Linked DNA regions of Homo sapiens: region 2 is linked to region 1. The links are chromatin loops, found by intact Hi-C in ENCODE. Cell type or tissue: Calu3. All regions are shown on one strand.

Evidence for each region. Peaks named below come from ENCODE experiments on the same cell type or tissue, not always from the same donor. Only the 100,000 strongest peaks of a DNase experiment are listed, where the experiment ranks them.
Region 2: it touches region 1 in a loop (2.9-fold over the local background); 2 of 110 quality-filtered maps call a loop at or near these places.

The regions. Positions count from the first base shown.
Region 1 is chr12:85,572,763-85,580,762 of GRCh38, reverse strand. No RefSeq gene overlaps it. Among named protein-coding and RNA genes, the nearest start is that of LINC02820, 260 kb to the right of the region's middle. In Calu3, a CTCF peak has its summit at 4,860 (motif pointing left); a DNase peak (open chromatin) is centred at 4,882.
Region 2 is chr12:85,821,571-85,829,570 of GRCh38, reverse strand. All of the region lies in intron 1 of RASSF9 (Ras association domain family member 9), which reads left to right. Among named protein-coding and RNA genes, the nearest start is that of RASSF9, 11 kb to the left of the region's middle. In Calu3, no CTCF peak of the experiment used is centred here; DNase peaks (open chromatin) are centred at 3,670, 5,690 and 7,560.

The sequences.
Region 1 (8,000 bases):
TCAGGATGTGGACTAGGAGGGTCCAGGTCACGGTGACAGCAACCAAGGTTGTTGGATTTATTAATGTATTACTCATCTTGCTAAAACAAGGTTTAAAATAAACAGTCATATAGCATTGTCTTACCTTCTATTTCATTATTTTAATTTTAGTTTAATTACATAATCTAATTTGATTGAAGAAAATTAATTATAGTTAAAAAGTAGTTATACCTTGCATTTATGTAGAAAAAGAAAAGAAACAAACAACAACAACAACAACAAAATAGATCCCTGAAAGCTCTGGGGAACCTATGTTTTAGGAAAAGCTCAACTTCCAAAATTTGACAATCTTTAATTGAAATGTACCTCTAAACATAGTGTGATAAACAAGTCTTTAGAACTATATGACAATCAGGGCTGTGCTCTAGTTTCTAGCTTCTCTGCTCCAAAACAGTTTTTTATAGTCAAGCTTATTTATCTTTAAACCACCATTAGATTGAAATAGATCAATAAAAGAATTCTCTGGAGTCCAATGAGGAATTGCTTTAATCATGAAACATTACTCAAAAGCAAAAAAAAAAAAAAAGTTAAGAGCTGTGTATATACAATTATTTTTATCTTTAGACTATCAGGAGATTAAAATTGGTTAATAAAATAGCTGTCTGGTGCTCAAAGGGAGATTTATATAATCAGAAAATACTATATGAAAGCAAAAATGATGAAAGCAAACTATTAGTTGTTTAAAACAGAAATTGATGCCCATCAATCAAGGTAAGACATACACAGTTTCTTCAGATTCACTAGTTTTACATGCACTTATTCATGTGTGTGTGTATTGTGTATTTAGTTCTTGCAATTCTATTACATGTGAAGATTTGTATAACATAATCAAAATTAAAAACTGTTCGGCTGGGCACAGTGGCTCACGCCTGTAATCCCAGCACTTTGGAAGGCCGAGGCAGGCGGATCAAGAGGTCGGGAGATCGAGACCATGATGGTGAAACCCTGAAACTCCGTCTCTACTAAAAATATAAAAAAAGAAAAAAAATTAGCCGGGTGTGGTGGCGGGCACCTGTAGTCCCAGCTACTCGGGAGGCCAAGGCAAGAGAATGGCGTGAACCCGGGAGGCAGAGCTTGCAGTGAGCCAAGATTGTGCCACTGCACCCTAGCCTGGGCGACAGAGCGAAACTCCGTCTCCAAAAAAAAAAAAAAAAACTGTTCTAGCACTACAAAGATCTTCCTCATACTACCCCTAGTAACCATCCCCCCTTCCCACTATTCCCTGAAAAATTTCTTCATTGATGACAACTGAAACATCATTCTGCTACCAAAATCATAAGGTTTTTAAAAAGGATTGATATAACCTTCCAGTATATAGTTTTCATTGCAGTTTTTTCAGTGTCAACAAAACACTTCTCTGCTCACTGTAAACATGTATATTATAGGAAAATGCAGAGTTGTAGTTAATTGACATCCTATGATACACACTATTATAGAAGATTTGGGGTAAGATAAATACATGATACAGACATACAGCTGTCTCTAAGGCCATGACATGGATTTGGAAAGGCTTAGAGCATTGTAAGCCATTTTATGGATTTTACTTTTAGTCTGAGTGTAAGGGTGGCTATTGCAAAATTTTGAGCAAACAGCAATCTGGTTTTATTTATGCTTTAATAGGACTATACTGACTGCTGTGTTAAGACTGTAAGCAGAGGCTACAAGCATTCAGTAAGATAGGGAAGCAAGGTGGTAGCTGTGGATGTGATGAGAAATTATTAGCAACTGTATTTGTCTATATTTTGGAATAAAAGTAAATATTTCCTAACCAATCATGTGTAGAGTATGACAGAAAGAAAGGAGACAAAGAGCACAATGATACCTTAGGATAAGCCCTGGAACAAGGAGGTTGCCTTTCATAGAGAAAAGGTGAAATGGGCTGGGGGAGGGAGGAGAGTAAGAAATTATGACTTACTCTTTTTGGAAATCAATGCATGCACTGAAAGCGATTATTCAGCTTTCAATGTATGCATTGCATTGCTTACTAGAAACCATTGCAGTAGGTCTTTTTTATTTATTCATTTACTTATTTTGGGGGGACGAAATTTCACTCTTGTTGCCCAGGCTGGAGTGCAATGGCGTGATCTCGGCTCACTGTAACCTCCACCTCCCAGGTAGCTGGGATTACAGGCACACACCACCATGCCTGGTTAATTTTTTTGTATTTCTAGTAAAGACGGGGTTTTGCTATGTTGGCCAGGCTGATCTCGAACTCCTGATCTCAGGTTATCCTCCCACCTCAGCCTCCCAAAGTGCTGGGATTACAGGCATGAGCCACAGTGCCTGGCCTGTCTTGATTCTTATTTACTATTATTTATTATTTCTCTAGTTCTCTTCTTTTCTGCTACATCATCTGTTTATTCATTTGCCCAGTTGCTCTTCATTGTTTGCAAGGTTCAATATAAAAATATGCAAAAAGGATTTAAGGTCCAGGATAATTTTCTTATCCTCTAGAGTAGGTTGATTTTTCTTTATGCAAGTGTCTAGGGCTATCAATAGACCAGAGTGACCTTCATATTATCAAGAATTTAAATTAGAAGTTGCAAATATATTTTCCCCTTATTTGAGGGGTGTAGATCATCAGAATCCTAATTAAAACTGTTGGTGAATTACCAATGTCTCTTAGCAAAATTTGAACCCAATTTTTATTTTCATTTCTATGAATTTTCCAAAAACTCTCAACAACTTCTTGATCTCACCAACCACTTCTTCCTGAATTGGCAGATACTCCTAAAGGAAAAAATTGAGCTAAATACCAGGTTCATGTTTCTCTAAGTTTCATTTTCTTTTATTTTGGAATTTGGTCCTATAATTGTCTTCCTAGCACTCCAAATGCACATGTGTGCACATGCACAGACACATACGCAGATACACACTTTCTTAATCTACCTTACTGAGAGGGTTGAACCGAATTACAATTGCCACTAAAAGAAGCAGGACTCCTGGGCCATTAAATATTTTTTTTACATGTAAATCCATATTTTATACCTAATAATAAGAAAGTGAAAAGGTAAAAGTTTAAGAAGTGAATAAACAAAGGTGCTTTTATATTAAAAAAAAAACAAAAAACACTGTTTACAATCCTACTCTAGGTGGTGGGATATAGTAAGAAACGGATAGATTGCCAAGACACCTGCTATTCTGGAACTGACATTCTAGTAGGGGAAGACAGGAAAGGACCAAAAAAGAAAAAAACAAAAAACAGATATCACAAATGCTAGCATGGATTTTAAGGAGGCTCCTGTAACACAGAGCAGGCAGCAGATACTCTATATTGAATGGTCTGAAAAGGACAGTCTAGGGACAGGACACTGAATCCAAGAAATGAAAGACAAGAAGAAGGAAGCTATATGACAATCTGGCAAAGTGGCATATGTCTGAGGAATAAGAAGGGGCAAATGCACCTGTACTGTATGGATCACAGGAGAGAATTATAGAAGACTTTGTGAGATCAAGTGAGGATAAAGTGATATAGAGCCCGGAGACCAAGATAAGAAATGTGATAAATTAAAAATATGCCTGCCTTGGTTTATCTAATACACCCAACCTCCAACCACATAATGAGGAGAACAAGTAAGCTGAACTCTTGCCTCTTGGAAAATCATCAAATATATATTAGGAAAGGCCTTTTTTATATCTTTCTTCTAAAATATCTCTTATTTCTTCTTGTAATGACTTTTGAGTTTTTTGTTTGTTTGTTTTGCTTTTGTTTTTTTGAGATGGAGTCTCAGTTTGTCACCCAGGCCAGAGTTCAGTGGTGTGATCTTGACTCACTGCAACCTCCAAGTCCCAGGTTCAAGAGAACCTCCCACCTCAGCCTCCTGAGTAGCTGAGTTTACAGGCACCTGCCACCCCATCCAGCTAATTTTTTTGTATTTTTAGTAGAGACAGAGTTATACCATGTTGGCCAGGCTGGTCTCGAACTCCTGACCTCAAGTGATCTGCCCACATTGGCCTCCCAAAGTGCTGGGATTAAAGGTGTGAGCCACCGCACCTGGCCCCTTTTAATGACTTTTAAACCGATATGTTATCAGGCTAAACCAGTGGGTTGATGATGCACATTTATTATTTTTTTTCTCTCTTGGAATCAAAATAAAATGAGATAAAATGAAACAGCGTAAACCTAGAAGTAACAAATCACCATTTTATAATCTCCAAAGTAATCATTGATTTAGGCAAGATCATTAATGCATAAAAATGTTAAAAGTAAATGCAAATTTAAAAATGTAGTTCTGCATTAGAGAGTTAATAGCCATCCTTACTTGATGTCCATGATATAGCAAGAATTCCATTTTCCAGATCCTGCAAATATGTTAGTGACAGCTTAATGTCCCATGAGGACTCTTGAGGATCATGAGAAACTACACTAAAACATGACATATGATCTCATTTCCTGTGTGCCACTGTATTTGCCACATATATATATATATATATATATATATATATATATATATATATATTTGACAAATTCAACTAGGACATTTATTTCATTTCATCTTAGAGTTCTCCCTTTCTCTCTTTCTCTCTCTGTTTGTGTGCATGTTTGATCACTTCTTCCAACCCAATTGCATATATAAAACATTCCTCAAGTCATACCACTTTTGTAATACATAGTTTTAGAAAACTCAAATTAAAAAAAAAACACAGATATTCTATGTCACAATGGCCAGTAATAATAAAGGCAAAACATTAATATTAAATGCACGGTTGTAATGACAGACAAGAAACATTCAATGACTAGGACTAGACTATACATCTAGAAAAATGGGTGGTCCAGGAGTACAGCTATGTAATCCAGACCTGTTCAGGAAGTGTTTGAGGTTTGGTGCCATCTCGTGGCACTTTTCTGCTATGGCCTAAATATCAGTGGAGATGATCCTGGGTCCTTATGTTGAGGACTACTGCTATCTTGTGCTTTGTATAACATCTAGAGTGTTGGAAGGCTTTTCTCAGCATGGTTGCTTTGAGCAGCCCTGCATAGGGACGACTCAGAAAGGGTCTTTGTCCATGTTCCTAGTGTTATCTCAGCAGTTTACTGCTGTTGCTTATTATTTCATGCAGGCCTTATGGTAGGAGCCGGGAAATTTCTCAGTTCTCTTATTCCAGCCTCAGTCTTAGGTAAGCCCTGTACACTTACCCTTCCAGGATGGGGCTTTCTGAGCATTCCTTATATCTCCCAGCAACTCACCCTTCCCAATCCCCTGCCGACCAGAACTCTGCCTTGTAAGGATGAGGAGGGTCTAGGCCAAGAGTGCATTTCCTGTCTGTCCCCAGTAGCTTTGCTTTGTATTACTGCAAAAATATAAAACCCTGAGCATTCTTGCCTCTGCCTAGAGTCTGGATTTCATGTCTGTTCTCCAGCAGCACCATTTGAATACTGTAGTCTCATTTGCATACCTGCACCACTGACACAGGGGGTGGAGCTTGTCAGGTTCTTTTCTCTGATCCCAGTCTTTCTCACATGCACCCAGTGGAGGCCCATGTTAAAAGGCTGGTAAGAAAGTGCTGAGGTACCTCATGTTTGAAGTTTCGAGAAATTCTAAATTCTCATGATTTCCCAAATTTAATCTTCAAAAATTCATTAACATTTTAGACGTTTCCCTCTTAGCATGTTTATGTCAGCTGCTTCTTCCTCTCACACTCTGCTAAAGGAAAAATAGTTGGCATGTACACCATCTTTTTGGAGGGGACTGTCACCCTTTTGGAATTCAGTTCACCTAGTTGTCTTTCAACCTCAATTCTCTGATGAGCTCAGAAAAGTTATAATTTCTTAGATTATACTTTCTCTTTTTCCTTTCTTCTATTTTCTTTTTTTGATATTAGAGTAGTAGTGACATTGTCCTGTGTCTTGAGATTTTCTACATCCTAAGTGGAAGTAGAGCTCACACTAATCATATTAAACAATAATTATATAAATGTCAGTTTCACTTCCATAGATCTCTTGTAGACAAGGCATTTTTATATTCCCAATGCCTAGTGATATTTATTTATTATATTGTTGTAGTGGATTGTCCACATGTCTGTCTCTCTAACTAGATTACAAACACGTCTGAAGCAGTGACTGTGTCTCACACATTATTGTAATAATAATAGAGCTTATATTTACAGAGAGCTTGCTATAAATGTGGTCTACTCTGTTATAAACGCTTCATATTTACAATCTCATTTAGCATCATCACCAACTTTATAACGTAGGCATTATCATTCTAACCTTAAGTTCAGTAAGCAAACACAGACAGGGCAGGGCAAGGTATATAGGCATGTGACCTCTACAGTAAAAAGTATAGGGCATTACTCTGAGAAGGGCCCCACACTTAGTTTTAAACTCCCACAACACAAATTTACCTATGTAGCAAAACTGCACTTGTACCCTTGAACTTAAAGTATGAGTTTTAAAAGAAGAAATATCAATAATACATTTTTTAAAAAGAATCTGCTATTGCCACCTAGAAATTCCTAATACTTTTATTTTTGAATTACAAGTAAAGTCTATGAGATATAGAGCAAGCCAGTAAGTGGTGGAGATTGGCCTCAGGATGTCCATGCAAGTGCAGGCTCAGGATTTTGAGCCTTAGGCTTTAAGCAATTGGCCTGGTGCCCCATCACACAGGTATAGGCTTCAGCCAGTTCAGGGGGTATTCTGGGGTCCCAAGAAAACCAGGTGGCACCTGGGTCCAGATTAGGAGCCATGGTGAGATGCAGTAGAGATGGCAGTAGTGGTTCTAGCCACAAGAGAGAAGTGAGGCTCCATATATCAGCAGCACTAGGCTCCATGGAGAGAGTATGGCTGGATCGTCCATCCCCAGAGCCCATCCTTGTGGCTTGTGCACAAATATTAACTCTCTAAACCGAGGGCTGGACAAGAACTGTTAATGCACAGGCAATATACTATGTCAGCAAATAATTAAAAAATAAAACTTACACATAAATGTTGTAATAAAACGTACCAGGAAGTGGCTAAAATTCTTCAAAGTGTTTGGAATATCCAGTTTTGAAAACTGCTGCAATATTGGAAAGCAGATATCAACAGTCTTAAAAATAAAAATTAAATTTAAAGATCACCATATTGAACAGAAAAGAACATGATTTCCATATGAATCTTCAAATAAACTAAATTCTCAGGATAACTTACATTTAATCTTTAAAAATTCATTAAAATTTCAGATGTTTTCTTCTTAGTATGTTTGTCAGCTGCTTTTTCCTCTCATACTCTCCTAAAGGAAAAATAGTTTGCATGTCCACTATCTTTTTGGAATAAAGATAACTTTAAAATTAATAAGAAAAGCAACTCTAAAATTAAATTTTCTCTCCTAATTGAAGATACGAAGATAAAATGCATTACCAGGCATTTTGAACTTTATATATATATATATATATAATGAATCCATTTTTAGTTTCTTAAATTGATTCTACAAGTTACAGGGAATTTCTGAAGAAGTGTTAAAATAATATTGTGTAAGTTTAAATTTAAAACTAAACTCAGAATACATAAAATAGATTTGTATTGAGTCATAAATACTCTACATAGCTTTAGTAGTTTACCAAAAATATTCTTCTCAAAATAGAAAATTATTTGTGGCGTTGCATTTCTCAAGAGCAATTGATGTCACTTTCACACATATTTTTAGAAAATTTAAGTATAAGTTTTGATGACTTAATAAACAAATTTGCAGAAGTGATCCAGAAAAATCTTATGATTAATCAAGATACCACATTAATAAAGTATTAAAAGATATTGACATTTTCAATGATATAGAATCCTGGTGAGTGAATATGTTCCCTGATATCCCTAGATACAAAGACAAATCTCAATCTTTAAAACTTTGATTCTGTTCAATTTAAATCTGTTTTTCAATATTTTGTTTATCTTTCACTATTTGTTATATTACATAAATTTATGACACCAAAATGTTTTTCGTTTGTAAATTTATGTTTTTATTCATGTATCATGGTTCTCTATT
Region 2 (8,000 bases), 250 kb before region 1:
TCACATATGATAATCAAAAGAAAAGAATCCAAGAAACGGGCAGTAATATGGTCAGTTTGGCAATCCATAATCTTAGTTGAGTTGGTGGAAAACAATATTTTACAATTACAATGGAAGTATTTAAAATAATTTTGTGTATTTATATAACATTGTCGGTTGAAAGTCAATGGCAGTTGACTTCTGTTTATTCTAATAATCACATTAAATTGGTCCGTGTATCAGATCTTGAAATTGAGTAACTCTACCATTTTATGAGTCTTTTAAATTTTATTTCCATTGATGCAGATAGTGGTCCAACTTCAGCAAATTTTCAGGCTCATTAATTATGGCGTATGACTGCTAGAAGCTTTGTGTGAGAGGCCTATTGATATGCCCTCTGGTGCATGTTTATTGTTCTCAACCAATGGTTGGGACATTTTGTAGCCACCTCATATACCTTTAGTTACTCTTAATGCTCCTTATTTACTCTGATCCTTTTCAGTCCCACTGGAATCCCTGAAATTATGGTTAAGTGTGGTAATTTAGCATTCAGTAGAAGAGCGTTTGTTTTGGGAAAACACAGTCTTCCACAGTAAAGCCTAAAAGGATATCTATTTCAGCTCTGTACATAAGATCTTGTGTTTTTCTGGAAGATAAGAGAGATTCTATTGATAAACCATGGACCTTTTTATGGGGTAGACATGTAATAACTACCTTCTCATATGGAGAAGAATTATACATGATTAGTAAAAACACTTAAAAGGCCATAGTAGAATTTTGAGGTTTCATCTTTGTTAATAGTGCAGGAAACTACGCACATTACAGAGGTAGACCACAAAGTAGTCAACTTTGTTCCTTGACTGCCTGTTCTTCCAGCAGTGAAAGTTGAGGAATTTCTTCCTAGAACTATAATTAATAGCCATAAGACATAGACTAAGTTACTGTTTTAACAATGTTAAGCAATTTTTGTGGTTCTACTTTTAATTAGGAGAACTTGCTGTAATCACAATTTAGAAGATTAAGTAAAATGGTTGACTGTGGAATGTATTGTTTTACAGAATATGCTCATAATATTTTATTTTTCATTTTTGTGGGTACATAGTAAGTGTATATATATATTTATGTGATACATGAGATATTTTGATACAAGCATACAATGCATAATAATCACATCAGGGTAAATGAGGTATCTACCACCTCAAATATTTATCCTTGTGTTACAATCTGATTACACTCTTTTAGTTATTTTAATATGTACAATTAAATTATTACTGCCTACAACCACACTGTTGTGCTATTAGATACTAGAAAACCTATTTTACCATCTCAGAAAAAAATATACATGATGTTCTAAGTAGATCACAAATCTCACTCTGTCAGACTTGTGATCTACTTAAATACACACACACATACACACATATATATTTATATCGAGTTATATTGTGAAGTATTAATGATAAATCAGGTATGGATTAGGTTTTTAAGGAGCTTGCTGATTAACAAGACACACAAGCCATATGTAAACAATTGAAATACAAAACAAGCATTTTAAAGTGTCATAATATAATCCATATGTTGAATAATAAATATTTATTTACCTTGTAGTATGTGCCATATATTTTTCTAGATGCTAAGGATAAAGTAATGAGAAAGATAATCAAGGTTTTTCCTCTGATCGAATGTATAATGCAGTGGTAGATGGACAGACAATGCAAAAACAATATGTGAATTAGACATTTGAGATAGTAATTACTGTTATCAGGAAAAACTAGATTCATGTAGTGGAGAGTGGTCTGGGAAGAGTTGGCTTGTTAGTTAAGACTGTAATGAACCAAAGAAATCAGGCATGTCAGGCTTGTGGTAGAAGACTGTTTTAGCCAGGTTGAACAGAAGGTATAAAGTAACTGAGACAGAATATGGTTTGGAGCTGTGGAAAACATGAAGGAAAACCAGTTAGTAAGGGGCTTACGAGTAGGGAATGTAGTTGAGGACCTAGATGGAGTATGATTATTTAGATATTTGTGGATTATAAGGGATGTTGATTGTACTTTAAATGCAAGGGAAATCCATTGAAGGGTGTTAACCAGGGGAATTATAGAATCTTATTTACATTTTTCAAAAGGTCAACTTGCCTAGGATGTAGAGAGGTAATTGTACTAGGACGAGGAGTGAAAGCAGGGACTCTAGTTGCGGTGACATTACAGTAGTATAGGCAAAATATGATGACTAGTGTAATGATAGTAGAGAAGGAATGTAGGTGACAAAATTGATACAGTTTAGAAAGAGAACTTAAATTTGTACTGAGTGAGTGAAGATGAAAAATGAGGGATGATTCTGAGGGTTTTAACAGGGATGATTCTGAAGATATTTGTCAAACAGAAGATGTTGGGAAGAATGTGTGGAAAATTAGTGATTCTTCTCTAGCCTTGCTAAGTTTCAGATGCCAGTTAAATACATAAAGTAGAGGTATTCAGTAAGATATTGGGCCTGAAGCTCAAGACTGAGATAGAGTGGTATGTTAGGTGACAAGGAGAAGCAACCTCTGTGGGTTTTACAAAACAGCGTCTATACTAGAATCTAAATGAGAGGGAAGATTAGAATATAAAAAGTTGGGAAAAAGAATATTGTAGGTAAAGGAGAAAGAGGAAGAAATGTAAAATATTTGGCATAATAGTATCAGCGAGTTTGTGAATGGCCAAACAGATTATTTTATTTTTTAAATTTAATTTAATTTTTCTTTATATTGTGGTGGGAACCATTGAAGGGCTATGAGCAAGAAAATGATATAATCATTATGTCACATAAATATTAAACTTGAAGAAATATATTTAAAAATATTGGAAGGGATGGGCCAGGCGCGGTGGCTCATGCCTGTAATCCCAGCACTTTGGGAGGCCGAGGCAGGCAGATCACGAGGTCAGGAGATCAAGACCTGGCTAACACAGTGAAACCCCGACTCTACTAAAAATACAAAAAATTAGCCAGGCACGGTGGCAGGTGCCTGTAATCCCAGCTACTCGGGAGGCTAAGGCAGGATAATGGCGTGAACCCGGGAGGCGGAGCTTGCAGTGAACCGAAATCGTGCCACTGCACTCTAGCCTGGGCGACAGAGCGAGATTCTGCCTCAAAAAAAAAAAAAAAAAATATTGGAAGGAATGGAGAAAGAATACGAGTGGGCCAGGTACGAGGGAGTTAAAGGACTTTCTTAAATAGAAAGAGAAGAATGATTCAAGAGTCACCATGGAGGCGGAATTTATAGGAATTCAAAATTCAGTGCATGGGGCCAATATCAGGATGGAAAAAAGAACCATTCGTGACTAGATTTTGGTTCTGAGTAACTGGAGATACATGTGTGTCATCATAAAGAACAGAAAATATGGCAGAGATAGGCTTGGTGAGGGAAGAACATCAGGGTGAAGAGTGAAGAAAATTAAGGTGTGATTTGAATGTTTCTAAATATTCCACCAGTAAACACCTGGTGTTTGGACACATTGCACCTGACATGGGACTGTGAAAGCAGCCTTTCATCCAACCCACTCTCATCCCTCCTGACAACCATATGGGGCTGATTAATACAGAATAGTACAGTGCACCTGGAGTGGGGCTTTCAAGGCAAAACACAAACTGGTTTCCCAGTCAGGGCTGTCAGGCTGACTAATCTTATATTAATCACAGTCAGGCCACATAAGGCAGTCACCCTTTTAATGATCCTTTAATCATTACCTTTGGTTGAAATTGCTTTCAAACATAGCCATTATTTCCACTAGACTGTAAGGGTGTGTGTGTGTGTGTGTGTGTGTGTGTGTGTAAAGATCACATTATTTTTACCTTTTGATCTCCTAGAGAATGGTACAGAGAAAACTTGTGTAGATATTGAAGTTCAATAAACATTTTATTATTTAAATAAATACAGTGCAGATTTCTGGGGCAGCCAAATTATCTAGGACAAGAGTTGTCAAACTTTTTGTGTAAAAAACATAATAAATATTTTATATTTTCCCAGTCATAATGTCTCTATCTCAACTACTCTGTCCTTGTAGTATGAAAACAGCTATAGATAATACATAATGAAATTGATGTGGCTGTGTTTCAATAAAACTTTTATTTACAAAAACAGGTGGTGGGGCAGTTATAACCACGAGGTCCTTAGTTTTCAGACACTTGATCTAGATTATTGACTGAGAAATTCCCTTTATATATCTCCCTAAAACTCCCCCTTCTCATCTCTACCCCACTCCCAAGTTTAATACCTACTGTATTAGGCATTTAGACTTCAAAAGTGAGACTTAGCCCAGGACTTGACTGGCAAACTAGCAAAAAAGGATGCATTATCCAAAGTACAAAGTGCTGCTACTAAGTGTACATTAGATTTTGTAGAAGTATCAACATGGTGAAACCCTGTCTCTACTAAAAATACAAAAATTAATCAGGCATAGTGGCACGCACCTGTAATCCTAGCTACCAGGGAGGGTGAGGCAGGAGACTCACTTGAACCTGGGAGGTAGAGGTTGCAGTGAGCCGAGATCGCACCACTGTACTCCAGCCTGGTCACGGAGTGAGACTTCCTCTCATAAATAAATAAATAAATAAATGAGCACACATTTCCATTTCGGTTTGTGGGAGTGGGGTTATTCAGAGAAGGTCAGAGAACTTTCCTGAAAGCAACACTTAACACCTAAAGCAGAGTAAGAGTTAGATGGAGAAGGGATCAAAGAGTGTTTCAGGACAAGGCAACAGGTTATGGAAAAGCTCGAAGTCAAAATAAAAGCGTGGCAGATGCAGTCCATTCCAGTCTAGCAATCAATAATGTAATATGTGTAACAGCAGGTTGTTCTCATAGTAGATCTGTCAGAGATCAGCAAGAAGTAAGGAATGGCTAACTCAATGTGTATATTAATTAATGCTTGGCTATGAGTTAGAGGAGTCAGATTATGGAAGCAACCCTAGGAGCAGACAAGAGATAGTGGGATAAAGAGAGACAGAGACAGGTTTAAAATGCAGGACTTAGAAATAGTTTAAAGATTTCAATAAAAAAATTTAAAAAATAGATTTGCAGTTTAAAAATGACAGTCTGGTAAGATTACGGGGCACAAATGTGAAGGGGAAAGATTTTATAACAACCTACGATATCTTACTGCAGTAATATATAGTAAAACAGAGTTATCTGAATTGTGGTAGGGGTGATGAATATGAGGGCAGATATTTGGGATATTTAAGAGAAAGGATAAAACAAACAGTGATTGGTTGTTAAAGTAAGAGGAGAGAGGCAAAGGAAAGTGTTTAGGAAAACTCAGTTTTCAAGCTGGGTAGACAGGTGGGGAACACTATTTTTGCATTCACTATAATTGCATTCAGTAGGATGGGAACTCAGGCAATGGAATAGTTTGATATTTTAGAGAAGAGTATGATGAATTAGTTTTCATGGGTCAAATTTGAGGTGTCTGTAAGTTATGAAAATGAAAATATCAAGATGCAAAAAAAAAGAAGTTGGGAATATAGGTCTAGAGCTCAAGGTCGTAATAGTTAGATTTGAGAACCATCATCATACAATTGGTTTACAGACTGCAACTATTATTGCAGTCACCCACAAGAATGTGTATAGTGAGACAAGAAATGAGTCACAGTCGAAAACCTAGGGGATGCCAATTGTATCACTTACCACTTACTGCACAATAAAACACTCCCCAAATTAGTGGCTGGAAGAACAATTTATTATTTTCCATAATTCTGTGGGTCAGCAAGACTGGTTCTTCTGCTGGCTTCACCTGGGCTCTCTCATGAGCAGCTGATTGGCTGAGGGCTCAGTTCAGGTAGAGCAACTTGATTTCGATGGTTTGCCTCTTTTCTCTCCATGTAATCTTTGAACTCAGGCTTTTTCATCAAACAGCAGTCTCAGGACTGCATTCCAAAAAGAATTAAGCAGAAGATACAAGGCTTCTTGAAGCCTGAACTCCAGAACATGCAAACATGGTTTTTGCCACATTCCATTGGTCATAGCAAGTTCCAAGGTCTATTCAAGGGGTGAAGAAATAGAGAGCTTCTCTTAACGGGAAGAACTGTCAAGTGTTTGTGGCCATGCTAATCTTAACTTGCATGACATCCACATCTATTGACTATGTGGAAGAAGCAAGGTGCATGTGGGATCTGGGAAGAAGCAGCTGGAAAAGCAAAGGAAGATCCATGTGAGAATGGCATCGTAACAGTCAAGGAGAGGAAAGCTGCAAGAATGGGAGGAGGAGGTCACAATGCATTATGTTACAAAGAGGATATGTCAGATCAGTTCTGCAAGTGGCTATTGGGTGTGGCAGTTAAGAGATTTCTGATAACCCTAAGAAGAAAAGTGGCTACTGAGGATGAGTGGAGGCAGTAGACATTTTTTTTTTTTTTTTTTTGAGACGGAGTTTTGCTCTGTCGCCCAGGCTGGAGTGCAGTGGTGTGATCTCAGCTCACTGCAAGCTCCGCCTCCCAGGTTCACCCCATTCTCCTGCCTCAGCCTCCCGAGTAGCTGGGACTACAGGCGCCCAATAACAAGACCGGCTAAATTTTTGTATTTTTAGTGGAGACGGGGTTTCACCGTGTTAGCCAGGATGGTCTCGATCTCCTGACCTCGTGATCCGCCCGCCTCGGGCTCGCAAAGTGCTGGGATTACAGGCGTGAGCCACCGTGCCTGGCCGGCAGTAGACATTTTGTGGTGGGCTGAGGAGTTTCTGGAAAGTGATGTACTAGAGAGAATAACGATGGATTGCTATTTGGTGTGTGAAGGAAAGATAGTGGAGGGGAATATGTGGTCAAGCGAAGGTTCTTTTAATGTGACAAGATAGTAGAAAGAACCAGAGAAAAAGGCAGAAGATAAAAAGAGTTTACGAAGGGGTGAATTATAAAGCAAAGTCCTAGAAGAGGTGGCGACAGTAAAATTCAAAGCATATTAAAGAGTTTAAAACCTAGGGAAGAAAAATAAAGGCACAATACTTTTGATATAGATGATTAGTATTTTTCTCTTATCAATAATGTTCCCAAGAATAATATCTCTCCTTTTCCTTAACAAAATAGAGTGGCAGGCCCTGATATACTCTCGTTTCTACAAGTTAATAATTTTCTTTTTCTCTTCAAGAAATTTATTTGTGATTAATGTAAATAGTTGATTATTCAGATGAAGCTTCCAACTGGAAGTTATTTTATTGCAGTTCATTACAGGGTATATTCAGAAAATGGAAGTCAGGGATAACGGGGCTCACCTCATGTTTTCAGCTATCCAACTGGATAACTGAAATTCCTGCATATGACTTATGTCCTTCAAGTTTACCAGCTTATCTCGGAATACATTTAGAGGGGAAGAGCAGGTGGTTGCAGGTAAATATAAGCTCAAAATCATTATCATTAGGAAATATCTTCCACTAAGAAGGCAAAGCCAATGTGGATTCGGCTGTCAAAAGAAAATCTCTTACTAATAGCTGAAATAACGATAGTTATCAGTAAACTAAACATTAAGGCTAGGTGACTTTCCTTTTAATAAGCACTTTTTTTTTGTTGCGAAATATTTCTTTACAAAATACCAATCAGTAAGGGCACTTTAGCAACCTCCCAGGTGCAGGTACACCCGAATTTCCAACAAGATTAGATATTTTCTCACCATTTCATCTGGTAAATAACACATGTTAAATATTTACATTTGGACTATAATCAATTTCCGGAATCTGAACTATGAGCTTAGTTTACTTAACCCCAAGTAGTTTCCAATACACATTCTTTACACATTCTCTTCCCTTTACCCTGTTCATGGGAATTATGTTCTATAGCTACCCGGCCACTATGGAATGTCTAGGGTTTTTCTTATCCCGCATGACTGGTTTATAATATTACTTCTTCGAAAATTAAAGTAGCATTAGTAGAGCACAGAACTAATAAATACAAATAAACACACACACACACACTCGTATATACACAAACATATATATCAAATTTTAATTTTCAAGATAATTTTTTCTTTTGTTTTTATTAAGTGATGACTGTCCTAGGTTTTC